Regions from separate parts of the Homo sapiens genome. Here all the other regions are linked to region 1. The links are chromatin loops, found by intact Hi-C in ENCODE. Cell type or tissue: A673. All regions are shown on one strand. Each heading gives the region's core, and the rest is flanking DNA. Links, peaks and the distances in the headings are about the cores only.

What was found. Hi-C counts contacts between places; a loop is a spot of excess contacts. Peaks named below come from ENCODE experiments on the same cell type or tissue, not always from the same donor. Only the 100,000 strongest peaks of a DNase experiment are listed, where the experiment ranks them.
Region 2: a loop joins it to region 1, with 12 times the contacts of the local background. A loop is called at or near these places in 2 of 110 quality-filtered maps.
Region 3: a loop joins it to region 1, with 12 times the contacts of the local background. A loop is called at or near these places in 5 of 110 quality-filtered maps.
Region 4: it touches region 1 in a loop (14-fold over the local background); 12 of 110 quality-filtered maps call a loop at or near these places.
Region 5: a loop joins it to region 1, with 7 times the contacts of the local background. A loop is called at or near these places in 5 of 110 quality-filtered maps.

Annotation. Positions count from the first base shown.
Region 1 is chrX:139,968,442-139,974,669 of GRCh38, forward strand. No RefSeq gene overlaps it. Among named protein-coding and RNA genes, the nearest start is that of CXorf66, 6.0 kb to the left of the region's middle. In A673, for the core only: a CTCF peak has its summit at 2,459; DNase peaks (open chromatin) are centred at 2,060, 2,510, 3,130 and 3,870; H3K4me3 peaks cover 1,432 bases; H3K27ac peaks cover 4,822 bases.
Region 2 is chrX:138,753,366-138,759,593 of GRCh38, forward strand. It overlaps a transcript of FGF13 not described here. Among named protein-coding and RNA genes, the nearest start is that of FGF13-AS1, 44 kb to the left of the region's middle. In A673, for the core only: a CTCF peak has its summit at 3,084 (motif pointing right); a DNase peak (open chromatin) is centred at 3,086.
Region 3 is chrX:139,564,106-139,570,333 of GRCh38, forward strand. No RefSeq gene overlaps it. Among named protein-coding and RNA genes, the nearest start is that of F9, 36 kb to the left of the region's middle. In A673, for the core only: no CTCF peak of the experiment used is centred there; a DNase peak (open chromatin) is centred at 3,046; H3K27ac peaks cover 3,837 bases.
Region 4 is chrX:138,773,985-138,780,212 of GRCh38, forward strand. It overlaps a transcript of FGF13 not described here. Among named protein-coding and RNA genes, the nearest start is that of FGF13-AS1, 65 kb to the left of the region's middle. RefSeq lists an enhancer at 3,830-5,029. In A673, for the core only: CTCF peaks have their summits at 1,690 (motif pointing right), 1,894 and 3,447 (motif pointing right); a DNase peak (open chromatin) is centred at 1,737.
Region 5 is chrX:139,551,521-139,557,748 of GRCh38, forward strand. All of the region lies in intron 6 of F9 (coagulation factor IX), which reads left to right. Among named protein-coding and RNA genes, the nearest start is that of F9, 24 kb to the left of the region's middle. In A673, for the core only: no CTCF peak of the experiment used is centred there; DNase peaks (open chromatin) are centred at 2,491 and 2,991; H3K27ac peaks cover 2,640 bases.

The DNA.
Region 1 (6,228 bases), core at 550-5,549:
GAATCTGCTTGATGTCACTGAAGTGTACACTCAGAAATGGTTAAAATAGTAAATTTTATGTTATATTAATTTTCTGCAATAAAAATATTTAAAAAAAATACACAACTAATGCTTAAACCATTTCCTTGTAAAAAAAAAAAAAAAAAAAAGTCACATGTGGCTGGGCACGGTGGCTCACGCCTGTAATCCCAGCACTTTGGGAGGCCAAGGAGAGTGGATCACCTGAGGTCAGGAGTTTGAGACCAGCCTGGCCAGCATGGTGAAACCCCGTCTCTACTAAAAATACAAAGATTAGCCAGGTGTGGTGGCAGGCACCTGTAGTCCCAGCTACTCGGGAGGCTGAGGCAGGAGAATCGCTTGAACCCAGGAGGCGGAGGTTGCAGTGAGCCGAGATCGCGCTATTGCACTCCAGCCTGGGCAACAAAAGCAAAACTCCATCTCAAAAAAAATAAAATAGAATAAAATAAAATAAAATAAGTGGTCAAGAAATGTTATTATTATTGGGTATAGTACCCACTTTTAGAGAGTTGATAAAGTAGGCCAGCAGATAATACCTATGTTGTTAATATCAGGAGTCAGGGACTGAAGGGAATTTGAGAATGGGGGCCAGAAAGAGAAGCAGAAGAGTCCCCAAATGGAAAGTGAGTGGTTGCCAATCAACTCTAGTGTTTAACTTTATGAAACAAAAAGTAGAAGAGATATAAGAACAAATAGATAGAAGCAAAGTTATACTACACAACTTTCAGCTCAAGATAAATCAAGTGGACACAAAATTATTAAGGAGGTAGAATATGTAAATAACATAAAATATAATCAATAGGGTTGATCATATATACATATATATGGAACTTTACAGTCCTTCCTTCTCTTTTTCACAGACATAATGAATTGTTTTATCTTCTTGGGGGCAGGAAATCTATCATTTTGGAAAACCACTTCTTTCCACCTCAACCAAATGGTCTTGATAAGAACTAACAATTATAGTATCCCTCTCTCCTGGCCACAAGGGTGAGCATGTGGCTCAGGCTAGACCAGTAATCGGTTCCCATCTCTAACCATAGTGATTGGTTTATAGTTGGGCATGTGACTCAGGACAGGCTAATCAGAAGTTTTCCCCAAAGATTTTTCAAACAATCTGGGCTGAGAAATTCCCTTACCACCAGCGCAGTAAACCTGGAAAAGATGTCCAAAGGTACCTGTGACACAGCCCCTGATGGCAGGAGTAAGCTAATTAGAAAGGATGAAAGTGGCTGGGTGTGGTGGCTCATGCCTGTAATCCCAGCACTTTGGGAGGCTGAGGCGGGCATATCTCTTGAGTTCAGGAGTCCGAGACTAGCCTGGCCAAAATGGTGAAACCCCGTCTCTACTAAAAATACAAAAATTAGCTGGGCATGGTAGCACACACCTATAATCCCAGCTACTTGGGAGGCTGAGGTTGGAGAATTGTTTGAACCCAGGAGGCAGAGGTTGCAGTGAGCCGAGATCACGCCACTGCACTCCAGCCTAGGCCACAGAGTGAGACTCTGTCTCAAAATAAATAAACAAAGAATAAAAGTGACATAAAGAGAAACATAAAGATGAAAGATGGAGAGTCTTCCAAGGAGAGTTACAATTCCTGTTTTCCTACAGCCATCTGCATTGCTGCCCTTCTAGTGGTTTGATTATATGTATTAATATAGTCCTTTTTTTGATTCACTGGTTGGAACTGGCTTTGTGTCATTTTCAACCAGAAGGGCTCTAACGAATACAAATTGATGTGATGTGTGTATATAAACAACAGGATAATAGCACGGAGGTCCCTGAGCCATTAATTCAGATTGATGGGTCAAAGCCAGACCCAGCATACTTGTTCTCGGGACAGCAGCCCCCAGCCACACCTCTGTAGCACAGGGGATGCTGCTGAGGTAGAATGAATCTGACACCTACGTTCACTGGAATTTTAAATGTTCCCCTGCCAGCAGTTACCAATACATCTCCTCTTTGCAGGCATGGACATTTCTGGTGAGAAGACTGTTAACAGCTTCCCCTCTTATATCTCTGTGCATAGCCAGTAAGACTTCCCTGCCAGTGCAAAGGCATGTGTATTCTTACTTGCATACGTTCACAACATGTGTACACATGCGTGCCCTCCAGGGTCTTCACACATGCACATATATGCATGAGCTCTCAGGTAGAACATGTAGGAAGCATCTGTAGTACTAGAAATTATGTTTCGTTTATTTTTAAATCTCATATGCCATATGTCTGTTAATGTGCTCTAGTTATTACCACATAAAGAATGAATAGCTGGTTTGATCTCAATTGTCGTCCAGCCTCAATTTGTTCAGTGACTGACATTAATGAAATCGTAATAGGTTGCTTTCTAGAAGGTTTTAACCATCCTCTAAGGGAGATTTTGACATTCTAGTATCCATTTCACACTTCTTTGCCTATTCTGCCATCGTGTGGGCAAGGAACACAAACATCAAGGTGTTAATGACCCAAGGTTGCATTTGAAAAGGGCTCTAATGATTACAGATTTTTTTTTTTCTCCAGGGGTAGAGGAAAAGTGGGAAGGACATGAGGAGGAAACACAAGTCCCCTCGCACCACCGCGTAAAAAGGCTGACTCTCCCTTCCTTCCTTCCTTCCTTCCTTCCTTCCTTCCTTCCTTCCTTCCTTCCTTCCTTCCTTCTTTCCTTAATTCCTCCCTCCCTCCCTCCCTCCCTCTCTTTCTTTTTTTCTTTCGACAGAGTCTGGCTTTGTTGCCCAAGCGGGAGTTCAGTGGCGCGATCTCAGCTCACTGCAACCTTCGCCTCCCTGGTTCAAGCGATTCTCTTGCTTCGGCCTCCCGAGTACCTGGGATTACAGGCGCCGGCCATGATGCCCGGCTAATTTTTGTATTTTTAGTAGAGACGGGGTTTCACCATGTTGGCCAGGCTCAAACTCCTGACCTCAGGTGATCCACCCGCCTCGGCCTCCCAAAGTGCTGGGATTACAGGCATGAGCTACCGCACCCGGCCAAAAGCTGACTACTTTTACTAAATCTTTACAAGGAGTTCAGGTTGGAGGGTTTGCTCATCGGAATGCAGTGTCCCTCAGAGGAACTAGCGCATATTAGCACCACCGTATGCCAGGCATGGAATTCTCGCGGCAATCCCTTGGGTGGAGGCCAGCTGGGTAGGCACTATCATTGCATTATCATCTTCCTTTTACAGATGAGCCTACTGAGATCCAGAACGGCTAAGTATCATGTCTAAATTCCCACAGGTAGTAAGTGGCAAAGCCAGGAGGTTTTGAAAATAAGCTGGGAATATAAACGGAAACTATAAAAAAAGTTTCATTAGAAAACTATGTACAAAGAAAAACAAATTACAGGAATACGATTGCACACAAGGCAATGTATATCTATGTCTTATGAAGCTAAATAATAAAACCAATACTTATGAATGCACCAACTAACTTAAGGAAACAGCACCACCAATGCCACTGAATCTCCTTGGGTGCTCCTCTCTGACCCTATCCTCTTGTCTCCTTGCCCTGAGATAGCCACTATCCTTTTTTTTCATTCCCTTGATTTTCATTACTGTTTTATTCCAAAAGTATGTGTGTTTAGTTTTGCTTTGTTCTGAAATGTATACAAATGGAATTTTATACATTTTACGTTTCTCCTGTGACTTGCTTTATTCACTCAAAGTTGCTCGTGAGATTCATCCATGTTGCTTGGTGTACTTGCAGTACTTTTTTCACCAATGTATAGAATTCTATACATTCAATTCTATTCTATTCCAATTTCACCAATGTATAGATTTCAGTATAGAATTCTGGCACATGAACGTGCCAGAATGTACTCATTCATTTTCCTGCTGATAGACACTTGGCTTGTTTCCAGGTTTTCACTATTACGTGCAATGCTGCTATAAATGCTCACGTACATGACTTGTGGGACATGGTGTAAAAGTTTCTCTAGGGAATATACATGGAAACAAATGGCTGCATTATAGTGAATACAAATGTTCAACTTTTACAAAACAACCTAATATCCTTTTCCAAAGTGGTTGTATTATATCCGTTCATGTTCCTACTGGAATGTATGAGAGTTTCCATTGGTTTACATCTTTTGCTACCATTTGAAGTTCCCAGAACTTTAAATTTTGGCCAAACTAATGAGGTTAAAATGGCATGTCGTTGTAGGTTTCTAGGAGTTTGTCAAATTTGTAAAAGTTTTCAAATTTAGTGGCATTAAGTTGCATCAGTTGATGGGGCAGAGAGAGAGCATTCCAGGTTGGGGGAGCCACTTGGGAAAGGGTTCTAAGTCAGGTCAGAGGTTGGTGCATGTAAGGAACAGAAAAAAAGCCAGCATAGATGTTGCATAATGTGTTCACCTCTGCCTTAGGCAGCTAACCTCTCGGTACCTCACATTTTGCCTGACTTTACCTACGGCATCTGCCAGACCTTACCTGCTAGACCTGACTACTTCTGAACAGCTCTCAAGTATTACACCATATTATATGGTGAAATTGGGCTTTAATTTTAACCAGATGGATTCAAACTAGCTCTTATGTTTTTTTATCAGTTAGCTCTCACATTTGGATGAACTTCCAGAAGCTTATTTCAAAATATCTTTCTGACCATTGCACCATGGGTCCACTGTCAAATCCTCCTTGATCATCAAACAACTTTAAATTTGCTTTTTGAAATGTATTTAGGCTCTCATATACAGTTCTGAAAGACATGTGAGAATAAATTTTCAGGAATTTATTTTAGAGCAAAAAATCAACTTCCATTGGCCTAGAATAAGGAGAGAACCTGTTAACGAGGCAACTGTGAATTATGATTATCTTTGTTCTTTGGGAGATTTTACTGCTGGTCGAGTGAGTCTGAAAGTCTAACTCAGGTTTTGCCCATTGGATTGCAACATACAGACAATAAAAACAAAACCCAAGATAAGAATTAATAATTATGAAGTAAGTGAAGTTTGCCTTTGGCCCTCTGTGATAGCTAGAGTCTGATGATAGCCCCCAGGGAATCACACGACCTGGCATTTGCACCCTTGTGTAATCTCTGCCCACATTAAATACGGGCTGGCCTGTGACTGGTGTTAACTAATAGACTGCTGTAGAAGGGACACTGTGTCAGTTCTAGATCTAGCCTTTAAGAGGACTGGCAGTTTCTGCTTCCTATCTCTTGGAATACTCACTTTTGGGAACCCTGAGCCACTGTGTGAAATGTCTAGCCACTCTTCTGCAGAGACCACAGGGAGAGGTCATGTGGAGGGTAGAGGCCCTGAGACCATATGGAGAGACATAGCAGTCCAGCTGTACCAGTGTCCCAGTCAAGCCTCCAGATGACTCCAGCCTCAGCTATCATGTGACTGCAACTGTAGGAGGGCTCCCAAGATAGACCAGCAGAGCTTCACAGCTGAGCTCAATAAACCCACAGCACCATGATAGATAATACAATGGTTTTAAGCCACTAAATTTTAGGGTGGCTTGTTATGTAATAATAGGTAACCAAGGCCGGGCGTGGTGGCTCACGCCTATAATCCCAGCCCTTGGAGGCTGAGGCAGGTGGATCACCTGAGGTTGGGAGTTTGAGACCAGCCTGACCCACATGGAGAAACCCCGTCTCTACTAAAAATACAAAAATTAGCTGGGTGTGGTGGTGCACACTTGTAATTCCAGCTACTCGGGAGGCTGAGGCAGGGGAATCGCTTGAATCCGGGAGGCGGAGGTTGCAGTGAGCTGAGATAGCGCCATTGCACTCCAGCCTGGGCAACAAGGGTGAAACTCTGTCTCAAAAAAAAAAAAAAAAAAGTGACCAAAATAGAAATTAATATGTGAAAGTGGAGTGCTGACGTAACAAGAATCTAAAACATGTGGCAGTGGGCAAAAGCTGAAATGGCCATGTAGAAACTGTTAGTGAAGGCTTGAAGGAAATATGCAATTTTTGGAGCTCTCAGTCACCATATAAAAAGCCTAAATACCAGCAATAGAGCGAGACTCCGTCTCAAAAAAAAAAAAAAAAAAAAAAAAAGCCTAAATACCTTGCTGGAAAGGCCACCTGGAGTGGCAAGGTCTTGATATACAAGGAAAAAGAGAAAGGCTCAACCTTCCAAGCATTCCAGATGACTCTAACCTGGTTGCATTACTATCTAATTGCAACCACGTGAGATAATCCAAGTGAAACCAGCTAAGGAACTGCCCAGCTGAGACAAGTTCACTACTAGAACAATGTGAGATAATAAAAT
Region 2 (6,228 bases), core at 767-5,766, 1.2 Mb before region 1:
TGTACTGGTAGAAACAAAGTAACAGTTCCAAAAGTGGTTTCCCATTTTCATGGCTATGAGCTACACTTTGGATTTTTAGCGTACAGACATCAGGATAGATCTGATTAATCAACTTTCTACCTTATCAGTGTACTGGAGTTCTGAAAGAGACTAATTCAGTTGAAAATAAACAATGTCAATCTATAAGATTCATGAGATGAGTGTATAAATGCTGTAACCTTCCCAACCTCTTCAGTTTTGTGGCCAAATCTGGTAAATTTCTGAGTGTAAGACTGAACTCTGTGAAAGTAGATGTTTCTTTTATGAAATGCCTCAAGTTAAGCCAAGAGGAACTCTCAGTGGTATAATATGGAGACAGGATTGAGATGTGTCCTGGCTGACTACACTTGACAGTTAACAAGAATAGTTCTAGTCTACTAAATGGCAGCATTCTTGTTGACTTAATCAAAATTGATCTGATGCTAGGCTTCTAATGATGCTCTTTTGTTTGAATAAAGCTGATTGATCTCTTTACTGAACTGGTTGTGTCTTACTGCTCTCTAAATAGCTAACAGGTTGTTCTTCATTATGGTTATCAACAACAACAAAAAAATCACACTACCAGCACATAAATGGGTTTCTGATCATGGGACTCACAACTGACAAAATGCCAAGGCCTCTGATCATAGTGGTAACAAATAGTTTCCAAGTAGAATCAACTTTATCAGCATTTAATACACACAGGTTACTAATACACAGTCTTAACTGGAATTTTGAGTAGAAGGCATCTTCTTGTGTTTCTTCTTATCAAGGAGTGTGCGAAATATATGTAAATGTTGATGTTTTGCTCGAGACTGGAGAATTTCCAGTAAAATGGATGTGACATAATTCAGTGTATGCATATAAAGTGCACTAAAATGGAGGCTCCATAAGGACATGAATATTTGTTTGATTCCCTGTTATGTCCTCAGTTCCTTATATAACACCCAATGCACATTTTTTGAAAAAATAAATGGATATGAGTATCACAAAGAGTGTCCATTTGATTACCTTGACTCCCTCACCTTCTCTTGGGCATACCAAACTACTTTCAGCTTCATGAGTAAGTCAGGCTCTCTCTCCCACTAGGCTTTTGCATCTTTTGCTGCTGCCATTGGGAATCTTAATTTCCAGAATACTAGCCCCACTCACATTACTTCACCAGTCTCAGGACCTGAGACTTCTGTCCTTAGAAAGGACTGCTTCAACATTTGGCCCTTGGCTGGTGTCTGGGAACTTGGCTGGCAAAAGTTCTTTACACTGATACAAAACTTGCTAAATGGTAAAAGTGCCTCACTATGTTTAAATAGTTTTGCACAAACAATGTGGTTTATGCCAAACCCCTACCTGTTTCCCTTCTGGGCATCTAGAATTTTGGTACATCCCAGGCAGAAGATGCCTATGTGATCAGTCCCCAGCAAAAACCGTAGGCACTGATTCTCTAATGAGCTTCTCTGGTAGACAATATTTCATGTGTGCTGTCATACTTGTTGCTGGGGAAAATAAGCACGTCCTGTGTGATTGCACTGGGAGCGGACTCTTGGAAGTCTGTGTGTAGTTTCCTCCAGACTTCTCTCCATGCACCTTTCCCCTTTGTTAATTTTGCTGTGTGTCCTATTGCTGTAATAAATCTTAGCCAGGAGCATGACTATGTGCTGAGCCCAACAAGTTCCAGAGTGAATCATCAAACCTGGGGGTGATCTTAGAAGCCTCCAACATATCTTTTACTATACACTCATCACATTTCATGAAATAAACAAGTAGCCTCAGATTCAATCTAGACAGTAAGTTTTATGAGGGCAGTAATCTTCCTGGTTTCACTCACCACCATATCCCTAGCACCTAACTCCATGCCTTGCACATTGTGGATATTAAAAATACTATTGGAATTCAGGAATCAATCAATCAATAAACCAACCAGAGAATTCTCTATAGGGAATTAAGTTAATCAAAGTCTATACTTACAAACCAATTGTTAATAGTTAGAGGAATGGTTATAAACTCAATATTGGTTTTGATTTTTACACTTCAAGGTCCAACAATTTCTTGTGGAATACATGTCTAAACTTATAATAAGAACTAATTCAAAAATATGATCTAATGCATTCAGCTTTTTCTTTCTCACATTTAGCCTAGTATGTGGCCTGCATAAGGCAATAAACATGGTTATTAAATAACAAATACATGAAAATATATAGCAAGTTCAAACTCTATAATGAAATTACATTAGTTTATTCTCAGAATAAGAAATCACCCTGAACTGTGAAACACCATTCATTAGCAAGTCATCACAAACTTGCATTTCTTTTCTGCAAAACTTGTTGTTTGACAAGAACTCCAAGCTTCTTGCTCTAACCCATTATTGTAATGATGGGGAGACAAAGGTTCAGAGAGGAAAAGAATCAGGGCTCTCTGATAACTGTATGCAGTGTGTTATGGATTGAATTGTGTCCTCACAAAATTCATAGGTTGAAATACCCCCAATACCTCACAATGTGACTATATTTGGAGATAAGGTCTTTATAGAGGTGATTAAGTTAAAATGAGGCTGTTAGGATGGGCTCTACTTCAATCTGATTGGTGTCCTTATAAGAAGAAGATATTAGGACATACAAAGAGACACCAGGGATGCATGCACAAAGAAACGTCTGTCTGAGAACACAAGGAAAAGGTGTCCATCTGTAAGCCAAGGAGAGAGGCCTCAGAAGAAACCAAACCTTGAACTTGGACTTCTAGCCTCCAGAACTGTGAGAAAATAAGTTAGTGTTGTTTAAGTCACCCCGTATTTTGTTATGGCAGCTCTAGCAAACTAACAAAAGGAGTTTCTCATCCTCCAGATGAAAACCTTTGCTACAATTCCTGTCAAACCAGAGAAAAGAGAAGGCAGCTGGCAGTCAAGGATTCCAGAAGCCCTGGGCAGTTTCTCCCTCTCTCCAGCTGTCCAGTCAAATTTCAGGCTGGAGAAGCCAAACTAGTCACTGGGAACTGCGGTGGGGGTGGGAGGAGTCTGCCTGGGCAGCCAGTTTGAAGCAGGACTGCTGTGTGCTGGCTATTAGCAGGCAGGCTCCTGGAGATGGCAGCATTAGCTAATGATTGCTCCTTCAGGCAGGACAGCTGCCTTTCTGCTTTTTTCCATAGCAATTTGTGGCCAGGGAAGGCTAAGCAACGGGCCCAAATAAAGCAAGGACCCTTGCCAGTGCCATATGTTTCTAACTGAAATGGGGAGCCCTAGAAATGCTTTTAGAAATAACCATTTGCTCTTAGCTAATTGCAATTCCCCTACCCCAGCCCTTTGTCAGACCGCAGCCTTCAGGAATACCAGGCTGCCTGGGGGACAATTGTACATTACATTGTCAGTCTGGGGTGTAAATTTCCCACTCCAGTCATCCTGTTGAACTCACAGTTCTGTCCCTCCTCCTAATCCTCCTTCCCCAACATGCCATCCATATTTCTGGCTCCAGGTGATGTCCACTATATACTCCATCTGGAACACCCTCCTTCTTTCTCTTGATCTAATTCCAGTCCTTTACCTACTTCCAAGCTGAATTATACCTCTGTTATCTGTGAAGCCTTCCTTGGGCACCACAAGCTGCAGTAAGGCTTCTTTTCCTGAAGTGTAATGGTGCATAGTGACAAGGGACCTATACTGGAGCCACATCGAAGGAGTTGAGCAAAAGGTACACAGAGGCAGGGGATGGGTGCGATGAGAAACAACCCTGTCTGTGCACCTAGTATGCCATTTACTGGCTTGGTACCTAATCCCATGCTGCCTGAGGAACATACCTAGCATCCTGGTTTGACTCTTGGTCACATTACATATCATGTGCATTGATCACTACTGCCTCAGGGTTTTCCCTGCCAACCTCACCCCTTTCCCACCTCCCCACCCTTTGAGCATCACCTATAGTGTATGTCGCTGAATTCCAAGTGGCATGCAATTTTCTGCATGCCACTTGGCATATTCTCCCAAGTGGCTTGCAATTTTCTGAACTTGGTGCTGAATAGACATTTAGAGGTGAATTCAAATCCAGCATGGAACCTCTGTGAATTTCCAAGAAACTCTAAAAACAACTATTTTGCTGTGTTTTCTGCCATCCTTAAAATGTCAGTCAAAGGCCTGAAGGAAGAGCTAGCTGCTCTGTGAATTTTTTTTCTCTGTGAATTTTTTTTTCTGTGCCTAGAAATGTGTGTGAACCAATAGTGAGCTGGCAGTATATGAGACATGGCAACGGAGCACAGGAAGGAAGACACCAAAAAATGCCCAACACAGGATCTCTGACCTTGAATTGTTTAGACGAATAAGGAAGACAATATACTGAGTGCTACAATGAGGGACAGGCAAGGAGATGTGGGACCATCAGGAAGGCAGAAAGGAATAGAAAATGAGGAAAGTTTACTGAGAACCTACTATACACCAGATTCTGTGACAGCTGCTTTACATGGATGATCTACTTCAGTTCCTTTAGCAACCCTGTGAATTGGTAGTATTATTACATCCATGTCTGACAAAACGAAAATCAAGGATAATTGAGTTGCCCAGAGCTGCACATCAAAAAAGTAGTAAGGGTAGGAATTGAACTCAGGTCAATTGTACTTCAGGGACTGTACTGTTAGTCACTGTGCTGAACTAGCACATGCAGTACTGAAATTCAGCTCTAAATCTGTGGCAAGTTAACTTTTACTAGGCGGGAATAAGGAAGCTGTGTCTGCTCCTCAAAGTCAAGTTGGAAGGGGAGAAACAAATGCAGGGGAAGCCAGAGTGATCCCTAAATGTCCCTACTACTACACTTCTTCCTCCCATCTGAGCTCAGGGAACCTAGTCCTCTCCTCCTCCCTCAATGTACATACCGGGGGAATGTACTCTGGGGAAGAGAAAAGGACCTGTCATGTGTTCACACAGCATGTCTCCTGATGCTCAGTGCACTTCCCTTGCACCCAGGTTTTAGTCCCAGAATGTTACCTTCTCAAAGCAAGGACCGTACATTTCTATGCATGGTCTTTTCCAGACACATCCCAGCTAGAGCAATCAACAGCCAAGACCTCAGCAACCGGACCACTGAAACTGACAAGAAAAACACAGCAAGTTCCTAGGTCCTCATGCTTGGCATTGCAGCTCTCCACTCATCTCTGCTCTGGATCTTCGACCCTCTCTTCTCAGTGACCACTAGCTAGTGGTTGAGATGAGTCCAATCTGGCTCCTCTCACACAGGAAATGCAAGGCCCTTGGCATACCATGTGTCCCCTCCTTAAACTGCTTGGCTCCTGCAGCCTACCCTGAAGCTTTCTGGTCCCCCAGCTCTTTTTGCTTTTCAGCAAAAAAAGAGTTTTGATTACAAAAACTGTCAGAAGTAAGAAAATTTATCCTTGTTAAAGGACACAGCCAAAATCAATATATACATTCTATTCCATATAACAGTCATTTCATTTATGCTAATTAAATAACAGCTCCACAATCAATTATTTGGCTATTTACTAATGGAAAATAATGAAAGCGACTCATGTGAATAAATTCATGCTCCTCCTTTTAATCATTTTAGGATGGTCTGCACACATTTTAATACAAAAGTGCTCACATTCCAGGTTTGCCGGAACAGCAGGCAGGTCCTTTCCTTGAACGACAACTCCTTAAGGCCAACAGGGTAGCAAAAAGTAATGAGTGGAAGCTGAGAGCGTAAAAATATTTACTGCACATAGTCCACATTTGGTTTCCATTGCAGGTTGGTCTGAGTCATTGCTGGCTTTTGGTTCATAAATTAAAAAAGCAGATTTCTGGGTAATTGCAGATTCCCTGACCAAGGGCTTGGGATGGCATCACGTATCTGACAAAACCACTTTTGCTTCAAGAACTCAACACTCCTAACCTTCTGCAATAGATTGGGAACACTGCATACACCAAGCGAATATTGATGCCCCGACATCTCCTTAGGGCTTATTTCAAACTGGTTGCCTCCCCTGTAAAATGCCATTTATGGCAACTGGCTGAGAGGGAGCTATTTATAGTAAGCAAAGCAGGGCATTGCTCTCCAGACACCTCAAGTGTGCTTTTCTCATCACCTGTTTCTCTGAACAAGCAAACAAGGGAAGAATGAAGTTCTAATGCTGGCTGAGGAGAAAGAAAATATGTGGAGCAGCTACAAAAGATCAGCTTGCTGTTCTCAGGCCCTGGTTTCCAGGGGAGATGCAGTAATCTTTAACCTTCTCAGTGCAGTC
Region 3 (6,228 bases), core at 38-5,037, 400 kb before region 1:
GATTTGATGCTCTGTTATCCAGTTTTCATATAAGGCAGTGTGAGCTGTGTCCCAGAGAGGACAGTGGTCTGAATCCACCTGAGACAGAATTGGGTCTAACTAACTGTGAGTATGGCCTTCAATAAGTCACTCTCCATTTGGGAATTTGATTTCTCCACTTCTATAATGAGAGTATTTGACAGGATGCTCTCCCAAATCCCTTGCAATTTTGTTAGTCTGTGATTTCATGTTTTTATTTTTATTCCTTCATCCAACAAATAGTCAAGGAGTAATTGCTGTCTGCCAAATACCAACAGTATTCATTAAATTGTAATTCAGATTTTATATATATATAAATAATGTATAATGTGTATAAATTGCTTTGTGAGTGCCTACTACACTGCTAGACAGTAGTTGCTCAATAATTGTTAGCTGAATCAGAATCCATGTTTATCCCAGAGTAGCAATTAGTCTTGCATCGAGTATCGTGAAAGAAGGCCACGCTTAAATAAGAATAATGCCTGGGGTTTAGGTTTTATGAAAAAATGAAAGGAAATTAGTTCTGCTTTTGTTGACTAAAGGAAGGGAAGAGAGAAGAGACTATAATTGTCTGCCTCAGATTTAAGGAGGAGGCTAATTCATGCATTAAACACGTTACTTCAAATTTGAATGACCAAAGGTCTGTAGCCTCAGCACTTCAAAATTGGTAAAAGTAAGACACTCTGGCCTTGTTTCCATAGAGACCACCCCTTACAAAGGCACCAATGGGAAACTGGCCTCAGGACTCCTGTTATTGGTCTTCTCTGTGGCAGAGAAAGGAGCTCTTGGACCCATAAATCTCTGAGCCACAGTTCTTTTTGCCATGGGCTCAAAAATGATTGAATTCATCATGAGCCACCTGTGGCATATTGCCACCACTAAACATGTGGGGCCTTTAAGCTCACTAAGAGCCAATGTCTTCAGAGCCAGCCCTGGCTTGATTCTACCTAGGGCATTTGCAGTTGCCATATAAGAATCATTAGTGCTTTCAAAATTACTGTAGATACTTTGCCTAAATAGACTAAAACATGCTGCCGTCATATTGGAAGTGACAGATTAAAATAGAACTCTTGCCAAGTGAAGGAAAGTGTGCTAATATAATGCAGTCATTTTAACTTGCTGTTTAAGTGTGATTGTTTTTAGTTCTTTTGAATATTATTTGTTTTATACTGACAGGAACGAAGTACTGTCCAATTTTCTCTGCCAAGGAAAAAAGAAAAGGTGTTCTTCCTTACTTACCTGAACCAAAACAGACCAGTTTACAAAATTGCCTAATTATAATTGCTAAACAAGTTCCGAATGCTTACAGTCTAATCCAAGAATGTCAGAGCTGCAAGGGCCCTTAAACACCATCCAATCCACTCCACTCATTTAGCAGATGAAGAGATTGAGGGCAACATAAGGCCAGGCCCAAGATAACACAATGACAGCCAGGACTAGAGCTCAAGTCTCCCACCCTGCACTTTGAAAGAATAATGCTTTCAACTGGAGTACATTAACTCTACTGTCTATATTTTTAGGGCAGCTGGGGCATTCTGCATTGGTGGCAATCCTCTCAACAACCCTGGGACTGAAAACTGCCTGGAATTCTTACTAACAATTCTCTAATTGACCAAAAGGTGACGAAATCAAGGAGACCAATAAGGTAGCTTGGAAAGCAGAGTGGCAGTCAGATAACAAACTGGAGCTTCAACCCCTGGCTCATAGCAGGTTCTCAGTAAATACATGTAGGATAAACGTGTGGTGCTGGTGTCTGGCGTTTAGCCCAGCTGTGGGCACTGGGCCTTCCAGATGTGACATTTGACTACTATAGCACATTCAACAGTGTCATCTGGCACACAGTCATTCCAGCAACAATTCAACTTTATTCACTGCAACTGTGCTGGGGAAGACGTGCGGCACACGGAGACAGCAGGTTACTCCAGAAGCTGTTTGAGGGTTGAAGGCAGGCTTCAAAGGCCCACCGAAGCTGAGATTCTAACAATGCATTGCACCTGCGGATGATTGGGAAACAGACTACAGATGCTGAAAGGCCTCTCTGAGTAAAGCAATCAGGAATCAGAGCTCTTTTTGAATCTGAGGCTTATGCCATCTAAAAAATCTCAGGGTTAAAGCCATAAAAATCAGCATGTTGTGTAAACTGTGGAAACTATTGAAAGAATCACAGCAGGCAAAGGACTGTGGGACCCCTGCTCTTTTCAATCAATCCAGGCCCACAAATCACTCTAGTCATTTTTTCCTACGGTAGTTTCGAGGCAAATCTTTTTCATCCAGTCTTTGGGGCTATGGACTGCCTTGAGATTTCTGAGTCAATCTCAACTTCTAATATAGGTATCAAAAGTGAAGAAGAGCAGGCAGATCTTTTCTTGCATATGTAGACAAAGAGGCAAAGACTTCTGTCTGGAAGAAGGCAGAGACATTTTCTCCATGCCTTCACAGAACTATTTCAAACTCCTGGCCAGGTCATTCCACTCTAATAGGAGAGCTATCCTTCTATTCTCTTGGTTAAGAGAAAGCTGGAAATAGAAACAGGGATATTCCAGGCCAGACACAATGGCTCACGCCTGTAATCCCAACACTTTGGGAGGCCGAGGCAGGCAGATCACTTGAGGTCAGGAGTTCAAGATTAGTCTGGCCAACATGGTGAAACCCATCTTTACTAAAAATACAAAAATTAGCCGGGTGTGGTGGCGCACGCTTATAATCCCAGCTACTCGGGAGGCTGAGGCACGAGAATTGCTTGAACCCAGGAGGCAGAGGTTGCAGTGAGCCAAGATCATGCCATTGCACTCACATCTGGGTGACAGAGCAAGAAAGGAAGAAAGAAAGGAAGAGAGAGAGAGAGAGGAGGGAGGAAGGAAGGAAGGAAGGAAGGAAGGAAGGAAGGAAGGAAGAAAGGAAGGAAGGAAGGAAAGATACTAATGATTCCAAAGGCTTTCATTCAAACAGTTGCTGCATTGTAATGTTAAGTATGAGATACTAATTCATAAAAATTTACCACCATAGTAAATCTCCCTGATACCATCACTCTTAAACCTTTAGAAATGCTACAGCATCTAGCTTCTCTAGATCAATAATCACAGAGGCTTAAGTGCTGACCTCATAAAGATAAAGAGTTCCCATGATTTACACATTACGTGCTTTCATAAATATCTATATATAAAAGCCTATTTTCCTCTTGGACTATATTACAAAAGTAAGTATGCATTTTCATAAGATTCAAACCCAGCTCTAAATGTAAGAAGCCAAATTAAGAATGTAGCAATGTATGAATGAAAAGGAAGGAAAAAAGCCATTACTAACCACAACTCTGTGCAAAACTCCCTGTCATCTAAGGTAGGAATAAGATATTTATCTTGAACACATAAGGGAATATGTCATAGAAAGGGAGACAGGGAGGTTGAGGCAGGTGACTGGCTTGAGCTCAGAAGTTCAAGAGCAGCCTGGGCAACGTGGCAAAACCCTGTCTCTACAAAAAATACAAAAATTAGCCAGGCATGGTGGCTCATGCCTGTAGTCCCAGCTACTCAGGAGGCTGAGGTGGGAGGATCGCTTGAATCTGGGAGGTTGAGGCAGCAGAGAGCCATGGTTGCACCACTGCACTCTAGCCTGGGTGGCAAAGTGAGACCTTGTCTCAGAAAAAGAAAAAGAGGAAGGGAGGGAGGGAGGAAGGGAGGGAGGGAGGTAAGGGAGGGAGGAAGGGAGGAAGGGAAAGGAAGGGAGACAAAAATACAAAAAAAAAAAAAAAAGGCCTCCTGCATTCACTTTCTTCCTAGGCTATAAGGAGGTGTTTTCATTAATTTCTAGGAAATGTAAAAAAGATTAGCCTAGGAAACTATGGTTATAACCCTGGCCTTTTTATCTCCTGTTTTGTGTTTGTCTTCTCCATAAGCTGTATCTACCCCTCTTGTCTGTGCTTTCTGTCCTCATTTAGGTAGCTATTTTGTTTTTGTACCTTATTTTTATAGATTCAGCTCTTAGCTTTCATTTCAATCTCTTTCTCCCTATAGCTATTACCCAATCAAATAACCTTGTGATAAAGTTTAATATCTGAACAAAACTGTTGTTCTTGGCCACAGGGATTTCGTTTCTCTCAATATGCCTCCCATATTTTAGTTGTCTATGTTCTCTTCCATACACTCTGTTTCTAGTCCTAGATGAACATGCTTAAGATTAGAATCTCCACTTCCTTAGTTTAGAAAATCTAGATTTAAGTAACAGATATGCTAAAAGGACAGGTGCACATTACCTAATAGTGGGATTGTTATAATTCAGAAGTCTTAGTACACTCTAATAAAGAATTTTACTGTACACTTTCTATGTACCTAGCGTTGTATCTATTTCCTAAGGTGCAATGAATGGTATGCTGGAACTGGCATATACAAACTAACTCTCAAAAACCAATGTTAAAAGAAAAACTTTAGACAAAATAAATTCAACTGGAGGTCATTATATTAAGTGAAATAAATGAGGCACAGAAAGATAAACATCACATGTTCTAACTTATGTGTGAGATCTAAAGATCAAAATAACTTAACTCATGGACATAGAGCCTAGAAGGATAGTTACCAGAGGCTGGAAAGCGTAGTGGGGGGTTGGAGGGTAAGTGAGGATGGCTGATGAATACAAAAAAATAGAAAGAATAAGACCTAGTGTTTGATAGCACAACAGGGTGACTATAGTCAATAATAATTTAATTGTACATTTGTAATAACTAAAAGAGTATCATTGGATTGTTTGTAATGCAATGCATAAATGCTTAAGGTGATGGAGACCCCATCTTCCATGATGTGATTATTACACATTGCATGCTTGTACCAAAATATCTCATATATTCCATAAATATATACACCTACTATTTACCCACAAAAATTAAAAATAAAAAAGGAAAACAAAGAAAAAGATTCAACAGAGTTTATCTGAGCAAAGAATGATTCATGAATGGTGTAGCAGTCAGAATCAGGGGAGGTTCAGAGAGCTCTGCTGCAGCAGCCTGAGCAGTGAGTTTTTATGGGCTGACAGAGAAGGAAGACAAAATATATTTAACTGGTTAGAGTGGAAATACCCTAGTTAGAGGTGAGTTGCTGATTTCTGATTGATAAAGTCTCCAGTCTCCTTTTACTGTTTACACTGGGCTTCAGTTTGCTTATGTAGGAACTTAAAGGGCTTGAGCGGTCCAAGTCGGGTATCCAGTGGCTTCCCCTACCCTTTTTTTTTTTTTTGAAATGGAGTCTCACTCTGTTGCCCGGACTTGAGTCCAGTGGCCCGATCTCGGCTCACTGCAACCTCCACCGCCCAGGTTCAAGCGATTCTCCTGCCTCAGCCTCCTGAGTAGCTGGGATTACAGGCACCTGCCATCACTTCCAGCTAATTTTTGTATTTTTAGCAGACACAGGGTTTTACCATGTTGGCCAGGCTGGTCTCAAACTCCTGACCTCAGGTGATCTGCCTGCCTCGGCCTCCCAAAGTGCTGGGATTACAGGTATGAGCCACTGCACCAGCCACTTTTTTAACACCAATTTTGCACATCACTTCCTAACTTCCAGTTCTGTGTCCTCATGTTGGTAGCTTGAAATCTGCCATGGTAGGAATCTTTACACCATAGAAATCAACAAATGGTACAAATAGGGTTTTGGTGTGTCTTTTAAAGAGAATCAGTTGCTTACCATTTGCCAACATACAACTGGACACAATATAATTGTTTGACTAACAACTCGTCATTTTTGCAGTACAGCTACTCAATTATTGCTATGACTGAGCACTAAATTCACATTGTAAATTAAAATATAAAGGTTGTTTAAGGGAGCAAAATGTTCATGAAATAGAAATATTGAGAAAACCAGGCCTTTAAAGATGTTCACAGATGGTAACAGATACTTTGTGTTGTAAAATAAAATGTAACATTTCTTAAGTGCAAATATTTCTCCTACAACACATTCACACATTGTAATCCACCAAGGTTTATTTTATGGTATTTTTCTGCTGTGCCAGTATGTCAGTTCATAGTAATTTGTAATATGCTTATAAAAACTGTGGAAAAGAGTTCTTGACTGCTATTTTTGGTAAGCATGTAAGAACACTAAAACTAAAAAAAAAAAAAAAAAAAAAAAAAATTTCCACAGGGATGTATGGAAGGTAAGTGTGATGCGGTTTCACTACATTTCAGTCAGGGGGCACGACATTTTATTCCACTTTTCCAGTACTGAACTA
Region 4 (6,228 bases), core at 588-5,587, 1.2 Mb before region 1:
GCCCCCATGAGCCATTCATTCCAATGACAACAGTCTTACTGTCCTCTGTCCTTTCATTGTCCCATGCTTTTGCCTGTAAAGCTCTTGCCTCAGGCCCAGATTTACAAAAATGATGATCTAGTAGAAAAAAGTAGGTAAGGGTATTCCTACCCATTCTTCACAGGAACTGGGAAAAATAGGAACTCAATAAATAAATTATTGGCAACGTTTTCAAAAGAAAAAACGAATAATGAAATTTAACTCAGCTTACAAAACACAACTCTAATACTTCTGCAGGAATAGAGGTGATGATGGTAATGATGATGATGATGATGACTGATGATGGTGACGAAGACAGCTAAAACTTATACACAACTTGCTATGCATGAGGAATTATTCCAAGTACTTTGGAACTCACTTAACCCTTGCTTCAATCATATGAGGTGGGCAGTATGTGATCTCACTTGATATATGAGGAAACTGAGGAATAGAAAAGCATAGCACTTTGGCCAAAGTCACCCATCTAGTAAGTAGTGAAATTAACATTCAAACTGAGAGAGTTTGGTGCCAGAGTCCTTGCTCTTACCCACCATTCCAAACCATTATGCTTTCCTAGACCTCTCATAGCACCTCCACAAAATTTGGCTTAACTCCACACTGTTGGCACTTAACAGAAATTATTAAAATAGAAGGCATGGTATCTAAGTGCCCACTTCCACACCAAATGGTAAGATTCCTAAAGGCAAGGCCCATGTATTATTTGTCCCTGTATCATCTAGGGCCTACTACAATATCCTGACCTATCATATACCCAGAATAAATTAAGTGAACTGATTTAAAATATTAGGCCAATCCATAAGAAACTGACATTGTTATAGGTCAAAATAGTTGATTGTCAGCAATTTATTTTCATTAAACTTAATAGAATATGGACAACACCCACCTGCTCCGAAGCTACCCATATTCTTCATGCTCTTTGTTTTTCTTATTTTTAAAATGTTTATTTATTTATTTGAGACAGGGTCTTGCTCTGCCACCCAGGCTGGGGTGCAGTGGTGCAATCTTGGCTCACTGCAACCTCCACCTCCAAGGTTCAAGTGATTCTTGTGCCTCAGCCTCCCAAGTAGCTGGGATTTCAGGCATGCGCCATCACGCTGGCTTATTTTTGTATTTTTTATAGAGATGGAGTTTTGCCATGTTGGCCAGGCTGGTCTTGAACTTCTGACCTCAAGTGATCCACCCTTTTTCTCCTCCCAAAGTGCTGGGATTACAGGCATGAGTCACTGTGCCCCAGCTCTTCGTGTTCTTTGAATGATTTATTAATTTGCAGCACATTGATAATCAGGAAGAGAAAAATACCATTAGAAAGTTTACTCACCTACTACTGATAAGGCCAGGACAAGAAAAAGTTCATAGTTCTTGATTTCTTAATGCAAATATTTTATTCTTCATTTTCCTTTATGGTAGGTACATAATAATGACTTGGGGTGTCTACAACACCATTTTTAAAGGTCTCCAAATCGCAATGGACAGTGCGTCAAACATTTTATCAAGGTGATGTTTAAATTAACAAAGTCTCCATCCAATTCTTATCTCGTCTCTCATTTATTCATTTAATTCTGCAAGTAATTTTCAAGCATTTCTTGCAGACCAGGACTCGGGAGATACTAAAAAAATATAACCCAGTTCTCACTGGCGACTCTTAAGTGGTAATGATATATCACTCCACAAGATGGCACTAATTCTTCTTTGTATTCCTTTCCCATCGTGATAGAAGATCCTACGATTTTTCTGCTGTCACAGAATACATAGAAGCATGACTTCTGTTTTGCAATTTATGCAGCTGACTGCCCATATTAACATATTCCAGACACTTGAGTCCATTTGGCTTTCTCAGGGACTTTCAAATGTTACTTTGGGAGAGGGTGTATATTATAGCATGGAGATATGTTGTGATGTGAGGGAGTTGAAACCTTTTCCTATTGCCGGTCTCTACCCTGGAGGAGCACTCAGACTTCAAGAAAAGGAGGGCAGAAAGCTGCATACAACATAGCAAAATGTATGCTAAGGCTGGAGAAGCTCAGTGGGCCTTGGGCACTTGCCTAAAGCTTCCCAGGGAAATAGATGCTCCAACTGCATCTTGGAGTTCCTCATATGCAGCTTCCCCATCCCTACTATTTCTACCAAGACTGATATTATGTATTTGTGCCCACTGTCACCTAGACCCTCTCTGACAAAAACATGGGATTGGCAAATTGTGACCTATGATTTTACTTCAAGAAAATATCCTAAGCCTGCAAAGAATACTTTTGAAAATCATAGTAACACTGAATGTTATATACCAGGCAGTTTGCTGCACACATTGTAGAGCTTATCTTATTTAATATCTCGTAAGAACCTTACGAGATATTTTTGCCTACATAACAAACACTTATACCATATTAAATGCATTTTCAAATATTAACTCACTTCAATTAACCATCATAACGGTCCTATGAGGATATATGCTGTTTTAATTTCCATTTTGTGGGAAACTGAGGCACACAGGGATTTAAGTGATATGCCAAAGGCCTCACAACTGGTAAGAAGTGCAACTGGGGTTCATAACCAAAAATGTAAAACATCGAGTTTGGGCTCTTATGTTGCCTCTCTGTTTCACAGGAAAGTAAGTAGATTCATCGGCTAAGAATGTCCTCAAATTCCTGCTACCAAACCTATAAACCTATCTGAATATGCATCTTCTTTCCTCTCTGTCCTTTGCTAATACTTATATCCTCATCTGTGTTCTGAGTTCTTTTCTCTAAGCACTTTTTGGGACCTCGCTCTGTTGACTCTCCTCTCCCTCTCTTTGCTTCCCATTTTAGGCCTTTAAACTACAATCAGATGTCTGGTCCAGACAAGATGGTGTAGATGTATTTCTCCCTGCTCCTCTGCCCAAAGTATTAATACAAATATGAACCCTGGGAATAATGCAAGCAACAACTAGAGGAAAACTCTGTAAGGTGGTAAAAGGCTGGCTAACTGGTTTAGGATCCCAGTATTGGATAAATAGCACAGTAGCAGGGTGTCTTATGATCCTCCCCCTATCCAACAGAACAAGGTGACACAGACCCAGCATTTCCTGATCCCTGACAGAACAGCAGATGGCAGCCCAGGTAGGCTTGCTTCTTTACTGGATCAAATGGTAATTCCTCTCACAATATCAGGTGAACCTGGGAATGGCAGCAAGGGGACATGATTGGGAGCCCTACTAATAATAAGTAGCCAGGGGAAGCACTCTCCTTCCCTGACAGCCCAGGACTCTCTTCCCTTACTGTGAAACACCAGGCAGCCAGGCAGTACTGGCAATGGGTATCCTGCCCCAACAAGCAGACCTTGTCCAAAAAGGTTTTTTGTTTCTACGGACCTGACACTCTCTCCCATTTTGAGAGACATCAGGTATCCAGGAAACAGCAACCAGGGGATTTCTACCACAAGAGGGTGCCCTGTACGTGAAGCATTTTTGTCCCAACAAAGGAGAAAAAAGGACCCAAGAATCCCTTCTTCTGCCAGAGGATGCTGGAGCAGGTGGGTGGAAATGATGGGAAAGGCCCAGCCACGACAAGTGGCCTACCAAGGAAGGTTCTTTATTTCTGTGGGCCTGGGAAAACCCTGTCTGCTCCCTCAGGCAGCACAAGCAAGGACCAGTGGGAGTTCCCAAGGCACCAGATAAACCATGCCGACCAAAATAGCACCGCGAAAGCTCTAAAAATATTAAACTGCCATTGTAGCCTCAACTCACAAAGTAGGCCAGAACCTTGACGCCAAATCTCAATGGAGTGACTTCTTGCTAAAAATACAAGATTTAGATAGGATCCATAGTCTCCCAATATATTAGCCAAAATGTCCAGGACACAAACAAAAATATCACCTGTCATACCAAGATCCAGGAAACGCAAAACATAAATGAAAAAAAAAAAGATACTCAGTTCATAATAACATTGAGATGACTTAGATGTTAGCATTACCTGATTGATAAGGATTTTAAAGCAGCTATCATAAAAATGTTTAAACAGCAATAACTTATTGAAAAGGTGGGGGTAGGAGCCAAGATGGCCGAATAGGAACAGCTCCGGTCTACAGCTCCCAGCCTGAGCGACGCAGAAGACAGGTGATTTCTGCATTTCCATCTGAGGTACCGGGTTCATCTCACTAGGGAGTGCCAGACAGTGGTATTTCTCAAAAGAAAACATACAAATGGCACAGATATATGAAAAGGTGCTTAACATAATTATCAGAGAAATGCTAATCAACACTATAATGAGATATTACCACATCCCAGTTAAAATGGCTTACATCCAAAGTGGAGACAAGATGGCCGAATAGGAACAGCTCCGGTCTACAGCTCCCAGCATGAGGGAGGCAGAAGACAGGTGATTTCTGCACTTCCATCTGAGGTACCGGGTTCATCTCACTAGGGAGTGCCAGAAAGTGGGTGCAGGACAGTGGGTGCAGCACACCGTGCGCGAGCCGAAGCAGGGCGAGGTATTGCCTCCCTCAGGAAGCTCAAGGGGTCAGGGAGTTCCCTTTCCTAGTCAAAGAAAGGGGTGACAGACCGCACCTGGAAAATCGGGTCTCTCCCACGCTAACACTGCGCTTTTCCGACAGGCTTAAAAAACGGCACACCGGGAGAATATATCCCGCACCTGGCTCGGAGGGTGCTAGGCCCACGGAGTCTCGCTGATTGCTAGCACAACACTCTGAGATCAAACAGCAAGGCGGCAGCCAGGCTGGGGGAGGGGCGCCCGCCATTGCCCAGGCTTGATTAGGTAAACAAAGCAGCCCGGAAGCTCGAACTGGGTGGAGCCCACCACAGCTCAAGGAGGCCTGCCTGCCTCTGTAGGCTCCACCTCTGGGGGCAGGGCACAGACAAACAAAAAGACAGCAGTAACCTCTGCAGACTTAAATGTCCCTGTCTGACAGCTTTGAAGAGAGTAGTGGTTCTTCCAGCACGAGCTGGAGATCTGAGAACAGGCAGACTGCCTCCTCAAGTGGGTCCCTGACTCCTGACCCCAGAGCAGCCTAACTGGGAGGCACCCCCAGCAGGGGCACACTGACACCTCACACTGCAGGGTACTCCAACAGACCTGCAGCTGAGGTTCCTGTCTGTTAGAAGGAAAACTAACAAACAGAAAGGACATCCACACCAAAAACCCATCTGTACATCACCATCATCAAAGACCAAAAGTAGATAAAACCACAAAGATGGGGAAAAAACAGAACAGAAAAACTGGAAACTCTAAAAAGCAGAGCACCTCTCCTCCTCCAAAGGAACCCAGCTCCTCACCAGCAACGAAACAAAGCTGGACGGAGAATGACTTTGACGAGCTGAGAGAAGAAGGCTTCAGATGATCAAACTACTCTGAGCTACGGAGGATATTCAAACCAAAGGCAAAGAAGTTGAAAACTTTGAAAAAAATTTAGAAGAATGTATAACTAGAATAACCAATACAGAGAAGTGCTGAAAGGAGCTGATGGAGCTGAAAACCAAGGCTCGAGAACTACGTGAAGAATGCAGAAGCCTCAGGAGCCGATGCGATCAACTGGAAGAAAGGGTATCAGCAATGGAAGATGAAATGAATGAAATGAAGCGAGAAGGGAAGTTTAGAGAAAAAAGAATAAAAAGAAACAAACAAAGCCTCCAAGAAATATGGGACTATGAGAAAAGACCAAATCTACGTCTGATTGGTATACCTGAAAGTGATGGGGAGAATGGAACCAAGTTGGAAAACACTCTGCAGGATATTATCCAGGAGAACTTCCCCAATCTAGCAAGGCAGGCCAACGTTCAGATTCAGGAAATACAGAGAACGCCACAAAGATACTCCCCGAGAAGAGCAACTCCAAGACACATAATTGTCAGATTCACCAAAGTTGAAATGAAGGAAAAAATGTTAAGGGCAACCAGAGAGAAAGGTCGGGTTACCCTCAAAGGGAAGCCCATCAGACTAACAGCGGATCTCTCGGCAGAAACCCTACAAGCCAGAAGAGAGTGGGGGCCAATATTCAACATTCTTAAAGAAAAGAATTTTCAACCCAGAATTTCATATCCAGCCAAACTAAGCTTCATAAGTGAAGGAGAAATAAAATACTTCACAGACAAGCAAATGCTGAGAGATTTTGTCACCACCAGGCCTTCCCTAAAAGAGCTCCTGAAGGAAGCACTAAACATGGAAAGGAACAACTGGTACCAGCCGCCGCAAAATCATG
Region 5 (6,228 bases), core at 202-5,201, 420 kb before region 1:
GTCAACAACATGAAGGTCTGGAAGAAAGGTCGCAGGTACTCAGGTTCAGGGCACTACTTCAGCTTCAGCCCTTGCAAAAACTGGTGAGAGTTGGAAAGTCTTTAGGCTAAGAAAAATTGGATTATTTAAAAGGGGGTAAAGAAAGGGACTCAAGGAGGAAGGATTAAGGCAAGAACTAGGTTCCAAGAAACAGGGCATGAGAGAGAGTCTTGATCTACCACTATAGTTCTCGTGGTAGCATCAGAATCACCTGGGAACGTAGAAATGCAAATTCTCCTGCTCTACACTAGACCTACCAAATCAGAATATCTAGGGGGTGGGGCCCAGCAGTCTGTGCGCAAACAAGCACTGCAGGTGATTTTGATGCACATTATAGTTTGAAAACTAGGCCAGGTGCAGTGGCTCATGCCAATAATCCCAGCACTTTGGGAGACTGAGACGGGAGGATTGCTTAAACCCAGGAGTTTGAGACCAGCCTGGGCAACACGGCGAAACCCCACCTCTAATTAAAAAAAATACAAAAATTAGCTAGGTGTGATGGCTCCCACCTGTGCTCCCAGCTATTCAGGAGGCTGAGGTGGGAGAATCACCTGAGCCTGGAAAGTCGAGGCTGCAGTGAATTGTGATCACACCACTGCACTTCAGCCTGAGTGACAGAGTAAGACCCTATCTCAAAAAACAGAAAAAGAAAAACACTGGCCCAAAGGAAATGAACTTGTTACAGAAGCCGGGGTTCAAAACACCAAATAATGCACTTGTACCTAGTCCTTCCCGGGTGCTCTGCAGACATTTCTCCAAGCGTAGTCTGCAAACAACCTACATATGTAGAATTACCTATGCACATTTTTCATTTAACAACCAAGAGCTACATTTGTAGCAAAATCTGGGTTGTAACTTAGCCTACAGCTGAAGCCTAAGAGATTCCGTCTGTGAGAAGAAATAACCCACCTCTTTGGCCCCCCTCCCCAGGCAGGAAGCCAGGATGGTCCTTATATAAAGTTGTGCTGTCCAATAGGTAACCACTAGCCACATATGGCTATTTAAATTTAAATTAACTACAATTAAGAGAAATTAAAAATTCAATTCCTCAATTGCACCTGCCAAATTTTAAGCACATAACAACCACATGTGGCTAGTAACTACTGTATTGGAGAGTGCAAGCGGAGATAGAACACTCTATTACTGCAGAAATTTCTATTGGATAGCACTTATAATAGTTTAGTGTAACTTAAAACTCCCTAGTTGCCACAGTCATGATTTAGTAGTAATTTCATGGATTTCTCTACTGAGGTTAGAATCTCTGCCATTAGAGACTGATAAATTTAAAGTTTGCAATTATCAAACTGGTGACAATTTAAGCCAGAATCAGGTAAATGTCCTCAGTTTTAACAGCATTGGAATTTTCTGGGACTAGCTGTGTATCTATCCAGGATTCTTGAGAATGCCTGCCATTTTTCAACATAATGGATGTAAGGTATTACACATATACCTGGGGATGGGGTGGTAGGTATAATTGCACAAGCATTGTGGAGAATGGTATCAAAGAGTGGCAGAACATCACAATCAAGGTTTTCCCTTTCTTTTACCTTTGCTTTTTAAAAAGACAATATTTGCTGGACCTGATCTTATAACTCATAAATGGGACACTGTATGTTCCTTTTTACCTCCTCTGTTTCTACTTAATTGCACCCTATGAGGACTGCTTCCCTTACCTACCATAACCCCTTCCTTCACTCATCCATATCTTTACTCTTCTTCACAACTCTGTAATATTGACCTTCTTTATGAACCTTTCCTGGAACAATCCCTCTTAAGTGCAAGCACTGTTATTATGCCTTCAATGTATTTAATATCCATGTATCTATTCTCTCTAATTTTGTCATTTTGTGTTCTCATGTATTTTCATTCATTATGTGTCCAACTTCCATGGATAACATGGTTACAACAAAAGATCCTACTTTATGACAATTATCTTCCTTGGGTTTGTGGGACATAGAACAGTGCTCAGAGTAGGGGATCCAAGAACCCAGGAGAATATATTAGCTAAGAAGATAACTTCCGTTTTTAAAAGTCCAAGATTCAGGAGATCAAAACCATCCTGGCTAACATAGTGAAACCCCGTCTCTTCCAAAAATACAAAAAATTAGCCCGGCGTGGTGGCAGGCGCCTATAGTCCCAGCTACACGGGAGGCTGAGGCAGGAGAATGGCGTGAACCGGGGAGGCGGAGCTGGCAGTGAGCCGAGATCCCGCCACTGCACTCCAGCCTGGGCGACAGAGCGAGACTCCGTCTCAAAAAAAAAAAAAAAAAAAAAGTCCAAGATTAAAAAAAAAAAAAAAAAAGGATGTCTGCTTTGTGAGTTTAGCATTGTCTCCTTGTCATTCCAGAAATGAAATGGCAAATACATTTAAATCAGAACTAAAAAGGGGAACAGGGTATAAAGGCTCAATTTAGTCACATCATTTCCGTTTCTCACCCACCCCCTTTAAACCAGATGTTTGCCAATGCATTAACAATGCAGATGTTTCCTGAAAGAAAGTTTAGTAACTCAAGCAGACACCTTATTTTCTTTTCAAGCAGAAAAGACTATGAGATGGTGGTTGTGGTTGTTCCGGGAGGGAGAAGATATAAATGATACACATTATTTCAAATCATTTCATGACCTCACTGCACACTTATAGTTATTGTACCTGTTGTCTTTTTGCTGTCAAGCCTAGCTAAGATCATTTGGAATGTTCAAGATCACTCATACATGCATGTGCACACATACACATGCACATATGTTCACTCCCTATTTCATCCACATGAACTAAGATTACTGATGTGTACAGATTCAAAGCACTTTTATTCTTTTCCAAAGGCAAGAAGCTGAGCTACTTTCCAGAATAGTTGTGAAAGACCCTGTCATACTTCTGCATTGTTTCCTCCACACCACCTCCATCCAGTTCCTTATGAATGGTTACTGGTTTTCAAAAATATGAGATAAATTGAGTGTATAAAAGTCATTTTTAGACAAAATGAAACAGGAAATGAAAGAAACCAGAATCTCTCCTCATTTGTGGATGGGCCAGCTCCACCATGTCATGGTTAATCTGCAGGGAGGAAATACTAGATTTGATTGCAGATCAGACTGCAGCAAACCTGCTGTGACTAAGGCATCAAGAGAAAGCAAGCAACAGCTGGGGCTTCAGTGGTGAAAACATTATATATCTAGCTTTGAAATATGAAATACTGTTTAGCAGTGTCACCTAGAAAAGAGTGTTTCAAAATGCTGATGCTTCATAAGAACCTTTCTCTTCAGAGTTGTTTCTTTTATCTTTCAAATTAGCCAGGGTGGGAAATAAAGTGATCACTTGGTGAAGAAATCTCACAAAGAAGAACATAGAGAGTTCACTTTCATCTGGAGTAATGAACAGATTGAACAAACTAGAAATGGTTAGTCTGTTAAAGAAAAGGTGTAGGTGAGCTGTTTGCAAGAGCCACAAGGGAAAGGGGAAGACAACTTCTTTGTGGACTTAAGGGTGAAAGTTGCAAGCAGGCAAGACGATTCTGACCTCCATTAAGAAAGCCCTTTCCAACCAACAACCACTGGGTTGGTTACGCAGGTTGGGCAGCATTGGGAGCAAATGTTGATTGAACAAATGTTTGTCGGAATTGTTGACTTAAAGAGCTGTTCTGTCACTGGGGACAGCAGCGGCTAGATAGCCCCATTCAGGGAGAGGGCATTTGTTCACCTGGCCAGAGATCAGAGCAGGCTAAGGGACTGCTGGGATCCTGTCCAGCTTTGAGACCCTACAGAGCCATGTTCACCTAGCACGTATCCCGTCTGCGGTCACGCTCATTTCTTACCTTATTCCAGGGCTTTCACCTCAGCTTGCCAGGCTGGAGCCAAGGGCCAACGCAGCCGCGCCTTGTTCGCGATGGTAGCTTCCCAGGAGCCCCCTATGGTTCCGGAACGGCGCTGCCGGCCCCATCCTGTTTGCTACCTCCTAAAGCCAAAGGCACTGGCGGGCCGGGCCAGCTTCTAAAGTCGCGCAAGGTTAGAAGGTTCCGGACAGGAACGGCGTGAGGCCAATGGAAGGAGGTACTTCAGTTTCCCTCCAGATGCCCAGCGATGGGCTCAGAGCTCCTTGAGAACTCGGGAAAGGAAGCAGGGTCTCTGAAGAAATACTTCAGGAGTAGAAAGAGGAAGCTAGAGGGTTAAATGCACTACACAGGAACAGAAATGAGTTTTTCTTAGAGTTAGTATATGTCTAGAGGTGTAGTAAACTAAAACAAGTCTTGAATTGCATACCGCCACGTAGGGAAGAAATGAAAACCTTTGAATATTAGTGAAAAAAGGGAAACTGCAACGCCTGTATTACTAGATAGCTTTCATCAACAGCTCAAAACCGACAGATTTAAAGAAGCAACACCGCATTTTGGCTTTCTAAAGCTTTAATTTGGTTTGGATCCCATGCCCATGACCCTGCCAGCTGACAATTCTAAGCATGCGCAAACTGGCCCCAAAAATTCCTCCCACATTTCCGAAGAACTATTTGGCCCTTTATGTGAAGTACCTGGTTTTTCCATTTTCTGTTTTACCATAGGCCTCAGTTCGGTGTGTGGCGTATTTATTCTACATTTAACAATTTGAAGATCATTCTATTAGATTAAAAAAAAAGAATACAATGGAAGCCAAGTGATTAAGCTTTCCTTATGCTTATATTAAGTTGTAGCATATGCATTTACCGATAGTTAACCGTATTAACCTACAGAAAATGTCCAGGGAAATGGTCTATTTCTTATTCTATTTTTGACCTAAAGAAAATCTTTAAAATGTCTTAGCATTTTCCCCAGTCTCCATCCACTTTCCTCAGCTTTGGCCTGAAGCTATCTTTAAAGGTACCCTGTACAGCTCTTGCCCTGTACAGCTAGCTACAGAGATTCAATCCTTTCTGTTCGATTAGGACACATCTCAGTGGCAGATAACATGCAAAGTTATTATATGTATGAACCAGAACTTGTTTTTCCTTAGGGGCCAGGATGTTACACTAAGGTCTTAAGACTATAGTAATATCTTCACTTGAAAAAGCCCTCTATTATTCCTATCTCAGATGATAAAAATTCAATTAAGAGAAATAAGAACGTGACATGTGTAATCGCACCTGGCTCTACAAAGCTAGTCTGGACAGACATTTAAACAATTATCCTCTAAGATTATTTGATGAAATGCATTTCAATGACTAGTTAACCATTAAAAACCAAAGTGAGCATCCCATCTGTTCCCAGTCAAATGACCTAGAGCAAAGGACTAGGCAAACCACATCTGTGGGCATAGCAAGCTGTACATCACAAACAAATGAATTTGCTTTGTATATGAGTGAGAGCAAACACTCTTTATTGTACAACTTGGGTGGGTAAGTAGGGAGAATAATGGTTTTACTGAAATCGCAGGTAACGGTTACGTTGGAGTTAAAGGTTAGGAAGAAAACCAAAGGGTAAGAGCTGTTGTTCTGGGCTGGCATTGTCAATGAAGAGCATAAATTCAGATGTGAATGTATATTTTGTAGAAGCATGTGTGTTGTTGGTTTTTGTGTATGTGTGAGTCTGAAAGAGGGAAAACAGGCTCCCATTAGACTATGACTAACAAAAATGTTTGACAGATTATAACTCAGATGTCTTACTCAGAGCATATGCCTTCCCATTTTCCCCATTATTCCCCAACATGATGTCTTTAAGAACTTGTCCTTGACCGAGCAGACATCTCATACCCCAAATAGCTAATATTTTGATAGCTATGATCCTGAACGGCCAAACATTCCAAAACCAAGTAGTTTGTAATATCTTTAAATGCAAATATATTTTAGGCCTTTTCCTTGGCAAGGATGTTTGGTCAGGGGTTGGCAAAAATAATGCTCTTCAGACTTAAAAGAACACAACCATATTTCTTAGCCATCCACCAGAAAGTAGTAGAAGCTCCAGGAAGCAAGTCTTTGTCAGGAGTCAGACTAGCTACATCATAATCTCTCTGCCCAGGGGCTGTGGATGTCATCCATCCTGGCCTAACTAGCCTACTGAGCTGAGAGATGTCCAATTTCCCCCCAATACACTAACCAGAGGAGAAGGACCGTGATATCATTGCATGTGAATTCTTAATTCCAATTGCTTAAACAAATATGTTCAGTTGTAACTATCAATACCAGTATATAACAGTGTTGGCCAAGTTTTATTGATGCTGACAATCAAT